2 separate regions of the Homo sapiens genome follow, and region 1 is linked to region 2. A link is an interaction called in ENCODE POLR2A ChIA-PET data of the cell type or tissue named here. Cell type or tissue: endothelial cell of umbilical vein. All regions are shown on one strand.

Evidence for each region. ChIA-PET counts read pairs that join two places held together with the same protein. Peaks named below come from ENCODE experiments on the same cell type or tissue, not always from the same donor. Only the 100,000 strongest peaks of a DNase experiment are listed, where the experiment ranks them.
Region 1: POLR2A ChIA-PET joins it to region 2 with 7 read pairs; 3 of 35 experiments call an interaction of 5 or more read pairs at or near these places.

The regions. Positions count from the first base shown.
Region 1 is chr15:31,022,138-31,027,137 of GRCh38, reverse strand. TRPM1 (transient receptor potential cation channel subfamily M member 1) reads left to right here. Exons shown (of 28, transcript NM_001252024.2): 26 at 21-223; 27 at 867-999. TRPM1-AS1 (TRPM1 antisense RNA 1) reads right to left here and starts at 266. Exons shown (of 5, transcript XR_932056.2): 1 at 27-266. RefSeq lists enhancers at 58-1,257, 2,438-2,732. In endothelial cell of umbilical vein, no CTCF peak of the experiment used is centred here; a DNase peak (open chromatin) is centred at 2,537; H3K27ac peaks cover 2,963 bases.
Region 2 is chr15:31,126,935-31,131,934 of GRCh38, reverse strand. It overlaps a transcript of TRPM1 not described here. Among named protein-coding and RNA genes, the nearest start is that of TRPM1, 28 kb to the right of the region's middle. In endothelial cell of umbilical vein, a CTCF peak has its summit at 2,433 (motif pointing right); a DNase peak (open chromatin) is centred at 2,504; H3K27me3 peaks cover 300 bases.

The DNA of each region.
Region 1 (5,000 bases), 100 kb after region 2:
AAAATGTCTTCTTTTTAAAGCAATACCTTCTTTGAAGTAAAATCAATATCCAACCAGGTGTGGAAGTTCCAGCGATATCAGCTGATTATGACATTTCATGACAGGCCAGTCCTGCCCCCACCGATGATCATTTTAAGCCACATCTACATCATCATTATGCGTCTCAGCGGCCGCTGCAGGAAAAAGAGAGAAGGGGACCAAGAGGAACGGGATCGTGGATTGAGTATGTGCAGGGCTCTTCATTTCTAAGTTGGGCTGATTTCAAAATAGTGTTCAAATTGGACATCCTCACAGAAATCTCACTCAACTACTTGCTCGTGTGAAAAGCACCACACTCAGTCCAACTGCTGTTCTTTTCAAAAGGCTTCTCATTTTGTACCCATTTTATTCTAGTTTCGTTAATTTGTTAGTAATTAATATTAGGAAAGCCAGCTCATAGAGACCAGAAGTTGAGCTAATTCTCTAAAATAACTCTACTCTGTAAATTTCTATATAAATTCAATGCTCCTTTCAAAACGTCTTAATTTGTTGCATCTAAAGAAAATGAGAAAATAATGCTATACGTTTGACTCTATTCATAAAAATAAGTGCAAAAAGTTTTCCAGGAAATATTACTTGGCTTTACTTTCCCAGTAAATGTAATTTTGTTTTTTATGTTTAAAAGCGGGCCGTTTGGCTCCAACTGATAGAGGGTTGGGGCGTATGACAACCCCTTTTTAGATAAAAATCAATTGGAGTAGTGGCGAACTGCCTTAGGAGTGGCGGAGAAGAGAGCTTAATTAAAGTGGGGCTGTGAAATTCTCATTGACGCCACGAAACTGATTCTTCTTGTTTTTCACGTGGCCGACACTTCTCCCTTCACACAGAGCTCTTCCTTAGCGACGAGGAGCTAAAGAGGCTGCATGAGTTCGAGGAGCAGTGCGTGCAGGAGCACTTCCGGGAGAAGGAGGATGAGCAGCAGTCGTCCAGCGACGAGCGCATCCGGGTCACTTCTGAAAGGTACGTGTAGCGTCCCCACCGCGGGCCCGTGAGCCAAGGGTTTGCTGACTCGGGCGCCCCACTCTATGGGGGATGCCAGAGTTCATTTAAACATGCACTCCGAGTTCTCCTGTTTTATTTAAACTTTAGGTTTTAACGTGGTTCCCACGAAATAGTGAGAAAGTTACTAGGTAATAACTGTGCATTGGATATAGAAGGGAATGACATTTATTTATCCTGGGCCGAAAGAAAACCTAACAGTTGACTACCTTCACCCCCTACCCCAAAGTGGGGGTGTTTCCGCAAGGTTAATGGAAGCTACAGAAAGCCATCCTTCTCCCAGCTCTTGTTCCTAACTTCCCTTTGCGAGCATGGTCCTCCCCAGGGGACTGCCCTCCTCATCCGGCCTAGCTGCTTGCTGCACCTTGGCAACACCTTTCCCAGCCTCACAGGGCAGAGGAAAAGGCTCCCTCCTGGGGCTCCCCTGAGAGTGGGAACTGGGAGGGGTGGGGTGCAGGGTGGGGGGTGAGGTGTCTGGCCCCATGAGGGTGGGATCCGCTAAACTAGGGCAGGGTGTGTCTTTCAGACACCTTCACATCCGCAGTACCCAGCAAGGTCAGCCTAATCTCCGCGGTGATGCTTAATAAATGCAGAGTGAATGAATGCAGGATGTGTGAACCAGTGAATGAGTAAATGAAGTCAGGTCGCGAGGTACAGAAATGGTGACATTTTCCAAACTTCGTAGTATTGCTCTACCCTAAGCTAGGAAAGAGCAACTGGCAAAGGGTAGACAGGAGCAATGGACCTTCACTGTCTGCACTTTTTATCACGTAAGTTTTGAGAGCCTTTATCATTTACTAAAAGCATTTTCAGCCTGCTAAAGATCTTGGTGACTGATAACACGCTGTTCCAAAGGGTTTCACTAACAACGTGGCCAGAAGGATGAGCTCAGAGGAGCCATGCCTAGCTCTGCTTTCTATCCTTGAGTACACAGAATTAAAGTTTCCTAACAGACACATTGAGAGCCATAAAAACAGGGTGGGACTTCAAAAAGATATTGCAGCTGACAGTTCCCAAACAATTACAACAGAATTCACAGATGCACCTTAGGTCTCCCTGGTGCATGTTGAGGCCAGTGAACTCTGCCCCAGCCCACAGGAGGGGAGATGGCAACTGTGGGTCCCTGGCCTCGGTTCCCTCCTAGACCCAGTCACCTTGTGACCCAACCAAATCCAACCAGCTAAACTCTAGGGTTACCTGCACCACCTTTCTTCCTTACCAAGGTGAATTTTTAATAAAACTTTGAAATGTTTCTTTGATGCTTTAACAGTAATTGCTAAACTTTCAAGGTATAAAAATTATTTCTTCATGAGAAAGTTAAGGTACCCCATGTAATCCAATTTCCACTTTTTAGTTAGACATTAACTTGAACGTAATTTTAACCAGTCATTTACAATGGAGATTGTGTTTTGTTTTGCTCTGCCTCCCCCTCTCCCTTCCCCGGCATTCCTTGGATTTTTACCATTCTTGGACCAAAGCTGCAAGAGTGTGGTTATCAGGTCACTACCAAATTGCATTTTTCTCTGGGGGCTCTGTGCACACGTAATAGGGATGAAAGTGTGTAGGGCAGAGAAAACATGCTGCTTCCTGTTTCCCTCGGCTGAGATCCCAGGAGCGATGGGAGCACATTCTTGCCCCTCCATTTCCCTTGGCCTTGTCAGGCTGACTCACAGGTGAATGCCCAAGACAGAAAGAGGAGAAGGCTTGAGGAGAAGGGAGTTTTCCTTCCCTCTTAGCCAAGCCAGCTGAGAAGCAAGGGATAAGGTGGGAGGATGGAAATAAAAGTAGCTATTTGGGCACCTGTGACTACTTTAAAAATCACACTTGAAGTACTCAAGCATTTCTGCCATTTCTTTAATATTCTTTCTATATAAAATTAGTTTTATTTTCTGCATCACCATTTCCCATTTGATGATTTTCCTGCTCTTCTCTCGGTCGTGTCTTCGCCAGCACTATTCAGTCTGTAGGGTCTGGTTAGGAGCATGTCAGCCCCTGCCTTGTCTCCCTGTTGTCTTGGTAGCTTTCAGAGCTGAGCTACCAATTCTCATGACTCAGTTTTACAGGCGTGTTCACACAGGATGGGTACCCATTAATCATTCTCCTCCACGCAGGGTGCTTTTAGTGCTTCTGTGCAGAAACCAAATTCATGGTTCTCTCCTAATGTTTGGAAATTTACCTATAAAATGCTAACAATTTAACCATTTATTTTTTCTCAAAAAGTTCCAACATTTTGTAAGATCCAACATTCAGTCCTGCAATGAGATTTGCAATACGATTCAGCATTGATTGACACAACACTGGGTCAGTCCTACCAACCACGCCCACTTAGATGTCATAGGGGCCCTGCTCTCAGGGTTCTCCTCCCAAACTTGCACTCCAGTCTCTGTGAATGGCATCGCCATTAAGCTCAGTTAGCAAACTGGCAAATCATTGTGGCACCTCCCTCTTCTTCACTAACAATCATCAAGTTCTGTTTACTTCCCCTCGTGAATACATCCTGATCCACTTATTTTTTTCATCCCTACCCCAACGCACCTAGTACAGGCTTCCATCATTTTCCACTTCCATTCCTGTAGCTGCCCCTACCTGAGCTCTCCATATTTGTTTCTGCTGTTTCAATCCATGTTGCACTGTCAGCTCTCATGGGGTCCTGTTCCCTCCTGCACTGGCTTTCCTGAAAAACCCTCTGTGGCCCCCACTGTCCTCAGGCCTGCAAGGCCCTGCCCTCTCTCTGGCTTTGCCATGCACTATCTTCTCCTTCATGCTCTGTATTCCATTTCTCTTTCATTTCCTCAAAGCACTGCTTCCTTCCTGCCACAGGGGCTCTGCATGGGCTGTGCCCTCTGTCTGATGCACCTCACCCTCCTTCCCTGCTCCTCTTCCTTGGATCTCTGCCCAAATGCCAATTCCTTATGGAAAACTTCACCACCTCACACCTTAGACTAGGTCAGGACCCTCAGGCCTTAAGCTGCATGAAGGCAGGGCCATGTCTGGGTTTGGTCCACCATGATATACCTAGAGCCTGCACATATCCACATAGTAGGAGCCAGACTTTTGTTTCTGTTTTTGTTTTTGTTTTTGTTTTTGAGACAAGGTCTCGCTCTGTGCCCAGTGCAGTGGCACAATCAGGTCTCACCACAGCCTCAACCTCCTGGACTCAAGCGAGCCTTCTGCATCAGCCTCTGAAGTAGCTGGGAATACATGTATGTGCCACCACGCCCAGCTAATTTTTTTTATTTTTTATTTTAGTAGAGAGGAAGTCTCACTGTGTTGCCCAGGCAGGTCTCAAACTCCTGGCCTCAGCAATCCTGCCTCAGCCTCGAGATTTTTTTGAACGAATGGATGACTTAAAAGCTTTTCTCCTGATTCGAATATAAATTTCTATCCCATCCTTAATGAGTTCCCTCATGGAATATCAAAAAGGAAACCAGCTATGCTCCCTCCAGGTTCAAGACACTGGTTTTACTATAAGGAAGTAGGAGCAGACTCAAGAGCCAAAGGATTGTGCCACAGGAAGGATAACAAGTGTTGGTGTTGGCACCATCTTTTTGCTCAAAGGGATAACATCAAAGAGCCATGAGGGCTGGTGGGATAAGAACATTTTATAAACAACTCCTTTTTTATTATTATTTGTAGAAACAGGGTCTCACTATGTTGCCCAGGCTGATCTCAAACTCCTGGGCTCAAGCTATCCTCCTGCCTCAGCCTTCCAAAATGCTGGGATTACAGGCATGGGCCACCATGTCTGGTCAACTTCTGGCAGCATGGCCAAAGTAGACCTCGTCAACCCATGTGTTCTGTCCTCATTGCTCCAGGAGAATATTTGGCAACATGAGTCCTTATCATTGGGAGATTTGAGGCTATCTGTGTCTTCTGCACATCCACTACGGAGCACACTGTTCTCTTTGTGGTTCAGCATCCCTTATCACAGGTTCACAGGTTCAAGAGCAATTGGGCTAGAA
Region 2 (5,000 bases):
TTGGCGATTTTCATTTTAACCAAGCTGTCATTTTAGTATGTGAGGAAAAAAAATAAAAGTGGTAGGAACTACACTCACAGAGAGCCCAGAGAGGGGGCAGCAGGGGGGTGGGGGCGAGCCTGGTGCTGGAAGTGTGAAAACAGCTGGGGGCCCAAGTGCCCTGACTCCCCTGGCCACCCACTCACTGCTTCCACCCACTCTCACTTCCCTTGGGTTCACACTATCTCCCCGGACCCCTCTCTGACCCCTCCAGTCTAACCAGTGATCAGAGAATGTTTCTGCCACTACAGCAGTCCCCCCTTCATCCACAGGGGATGCCTGAAAGGGTAGCTGGTACTGAACCTGATGGCTGTCAATCAGAACACATCGCTGTCCATGTCTTCCACCCACAAATGTAATGCCTTTTCCATCTTAACTAAGCTCTTATCGCACATGGTGGCCGAAACTTTGGCAGTTTGAAGTGCGACAGCAAAACTTGCACACATTTTTTTTTCCTTCTTCATAATTTCACACATAGAAGATTCGTTCTTACTGTAGATCTTAGCAAACTAAGCATATGCTTTTTTCCCTTCAGTTGAGGACTTTCACCTTTTCACTGAAAGGAAGCACTGCGCTCGTCTCTTTGGCATATCTGAATTGCCAGCATCACTACTTTTGCGCGTTGGGGCTGTGATTAAGTAGCACAAGGCTGACCTGAACACAAGCACTGTGCTGCCGCAACAGTCGCTCTAAGTGGCTGATGGTTGGTGTAAACAACACAGATAGGCTGGATGAAGGGAGGATTCATGCCCAAGACAGGGCAGAGTAGCATGCAATTTAAAACCTATGAATTGTCCGTTTCTGGAGTTTTCTATTTGACCCTGGATAACACCCCAGAAAGTGAAACTGCAGATAAGAAGGACTACTGATTTGCACATCTTTTTTCTGTGCCTGTTTGTAACCGTTGCCCAACGGATTCTCCTTGCCCTCTGCCTAGACAGAGCCAATTTATCAAGACAGGGGAATTGCAATGGAGAGAGTTTAATTCACGCAGAGCTGGCCGTACGGGAGATGGGAGTTTTATTATTACTCAAATCAGTCTCCCTGAACATTCGGAGACTAGGGTCTTTTAAGGATAATTTGGCAGGTAGCGGGCCCGGGAGTGCGGAGCATTGATTGGTTGGACTGGAGATGAAATCATAGAGGGGCAAAGCTGTCCTCCCACACTGCAGTTCCTGGGTGGGGGCCACAAGACCAGATGAACCTGATTACCACCAGTCTGGGTGGCATCAGCTGGTGCATCAGAATGCAGGGTCTACAAAATATCTCAAGCACTCATCTTAGGTTTTACAACAGTGGTGTTATTTCCAGAAGCAATTTGAGGAGGTTTGGAATCTTGCAGCCTCTGGCTTCATGACTCCTGAACCTTATTTCTAATCTTGTAGCTAATTTGTTAGTCCTACGAAGGCAGATTGGTCCCTAGGGAAGAAGAGGATTTGTTTTCGAAAAGGGCTGTTATCATCTTTGTTTCAAAGTTAAACTATAAACTAAGTTCCTCCCAAAGTTAGTTCAGCCTACACCCAGGAATGAACAAGGACAGTTTGGAGGTTAGAAGCAAGATGGAGTCGGTTAGGTCAGGTCTCTTTCACTGTCATCACTTCCTCAGTTACAAATTTTGCAAAGGTGGTTTTATGATCTCTTTTGCTTCTCATTTTGACCCTGTAAATAGCAGGGTGGGGTGCACAAAGGTCAGATGCCAGGTAAGACACTGGGCAGGTCCTGGAGGTCCCAATGCACCCGGCATTAACCCTTCAGTTGCTGGGCCATGAAGATGTGTCCAGGAGTTTCAGGGGAGCCACACCACCCAGGCAGCTCTGAGCAGTGGCTACTTCCCGATCTGTATGGAACACCCTGATGTCTTTGTCCTGGAAGAGCATCCCTGCTGAAGACCAGCCCTGCCCAGGACATGGAGGAAGTGGATGCTTTGGTTCCAAATCACAGATGGGAAAACTAAGGCTCAGAGAGCATGTGGAGTCTGCAGAATGTCCCTGACAGAGTCAGCCACTGGTTGAATTTCACATATTCTCTCTTCTCTGCCAAGGTGGCCTACCGGAACCCATGGCCATTGGTCCACAGTGGGCTTTCACTCACTGTCCAGTGTTCTGTAATACCTGGGCAAGGAGGGAACCACACACGGGTGTCAGATGCCCCCAAAGTGACCACAGACAGCTGACACGAACATCTGGGCTATGTTTAGCATATACTACGGTTGTATGCCAGGATTCTCCGTAATACACACAGCCTTTACTCCTTTCTATCCCTCTGCTCCCATTTATAAGACCATTCTAAGCAATGGTATTATGTTGAACCACTTAAAATGGCCATCTTTGTAGGTCAAAATAGTCAGATAGCAGCAATTTCATGTATTTTTCAGAAAGTTGACAAACTACAGCTGAGTATCAGGTCGGCACTGGAGGCGGCCAGGTGGGGGCAGCAGAGAGCTGAGTGGGCAGAAACCGGGGCTCATAGGCGGTGAGGTTCTGTCAACGGAGCTGCAAGAGAAGTAACCCTGCAGGGTCCCACCAAATGACCCAAAGTGGAAAGGGCCAGGCGGCCCGGGTCCCTTACTGGACAGATCTGCGCAGTAAGCACAAGTCAGCACTGTTGCTGTGGCACTGGCACCATCAGTACTTGACCTAGGATCACCTGCCATGTCTAGTCCTGCCAACCTTCAAGACCGAGCTTCCAGGACAAGGGACCTGCCCAGCTCCAGCTCCTCCTGACCACAGTCCACAGTGGAGAAATGACACAGCACTTGTCCAAAAACAGCGCTACACGAAGCTCCAAAGGCTGATCCACATGCCATTCTCTGTGACTGAGCCTTTGACTCGTGAGCCTCCAGCAGGCTTCCTTTCCCCTCCTGCAAGCTCCCGAGGAGGCTGCCACCGGAATGGCATGTGGCCATCAGCACTGGCTGGAAGCGCAGATGATGCACTCTCAACCAGTGCAGTGATGCAGCCACCTCTGACTGGAAGCCGGAGCGGGGGGGCTTTCATCTGAATTAGCTACAAAATTTGCTGAGTTCTATGCAAAATAAAAATGCTGGCCCTCTGTTCAAAAATTGTAAAGAATTTCAAGATGGCAACAGCAAAGTATAAAACCAAATGCAGGTTTCTGATGGCAGGGCCCCATGAGCCTGCACAGGTCGCCCACCCAAGGGGCCAGCCCTGGCATTTGTCTTGAGTGGAGAGCCTGTCTGGAGTGGTATGGGGTGTGTTGGGGCTGCCTCTGCATGTCTGCCTATGCCCGTCAGTGATGCGGTGGCTTCATGGCTCTGGAAGCAGAGAATCCCTGGCACATCCCCATCCAGCACCGTCTCCCCCAGTTGTGAGCAGGAAGGGGGTTGTGGCACCTGAAATAAGAATGCAAAGAGCTCCCGAGGCTTGGGGGTGGTGTTGGGCACCCTCCTGGCGATATGGGGTGTGCACCTGTGCAGCCGGCCAGGTGACCAGCATCCCTTATGGTTCATGAGTCAGGAGCAGGGCTCAGAGAGAAGAATTCAGAACAAAGACAGACGATGCAGCCCACAAGCGAAAGAGACGGGCAGGCTAGAAAATGTGGGAGGGGTCAGAGCTCCACGGCAGCCGGTGGGCACAGCCCAGGACAGGGGGATGGCGTTCTCACCCCACAGTCATTAACTATTGAACATTGATTGATAGTGATTGTTGAATACTGTAAATATTGCTCCTGGGTGCCAGTGGGTTGGTTGCCCCCAGAGACAGTCACCAATCCTGAGCTCATGGGAATAGGGGAGCCCTTACCCTGTGTGCTGTGGTTAACGCACTGGTCAGCAGAGCGGGGAGGGGAGGCACAGGTCAAAGTCTGCAGATAATAAAGATCCAGTCCAGATAATAAAGATCTGGTTTCAGCCCTGGCTCTGCCTTGGACCAGCTCTGCTATGTCAGCCAAGTTACCACCTCTCTGAGTCGAGGGAAAGAATGCCAGCGCTTTCTCCTGGACTCCAGGCACAGACCCCACGAGCTACAGGGACCTCCACTTCCAGGCCCCTTGGCATCGCTTTAACACTTAAACCCCACTGGTTCGCGTCCTTGTTTCTCATCCTCTGGGAGCCGAGCGCCTGCCTCATTTCTGGGGCTCCCTGGCTGCCCTCGTTTCACAGTCACTGCTGGTTCCTGTGAGATCTAGATGCTCACCCTCCACCCCTTCCACCCAGCGCCTCTTGAAGCTCTGGTAGCTCTGCCTTCTCGCCACCCTGTCCCACCCAAGTATGGAACTGAGCTCTTTGTGACTCCACAAAACAAGACTTAGCTGAGGAAGCTGTGTGAGGTCAAGTTGTAGTGAAGGTTTGAGAACGACAGTGGAACCCAAACGGAATGTTAGCCTCACCACCTCCCTGTCCTGGGCTGCCCTCAGCTGCCACAGGGCCACCTTCCCACTTTCACCACATTTTTCTCTTGTGGAATTTTGAATTCTCTTGTGTTATTTGGCTTTGTTTTGAATTCCCCTGTCTGAGCCTTTCTCCTCAGAATTCTGCCTTCTGCGGAAACTCAGCGGTTAAGATGCTTTTCTGGTAAACTAAAGGCCACCTGCCCCTGGGGACTGGTAGGCCTTTGGCCACTCTGAATTGCACCCAGATGGCAGCTACCCACAAGAGGCCCCAAGTAGCAGAGAATGAGAAACATACACAAACTGACTGGGCATCCTTGGAGATGCCACGAGATAAGCTTTGCAATGGCCTCTTCTCCACAGTCAAGGTCAGGAATCACCTAGAAACCCAGAAGGAATGAGAAATCTCAAGACTTCAGCCTGGGGCCTTCACAAACCAGCTTCATGGGGTAAATTGCTTAACACCTTGATTTCTCCAGCTGAGAAATGGGGATACTAGCACCCTTTCCATTAACTTCTACAGTTATGAATATCATAAGGCAAATGCATTTCTGTTTGTTTGTTTGTTTGTTTGTTTGTTTTGAGACAGGATCTCACTCTGTCGTCTAGGCCGG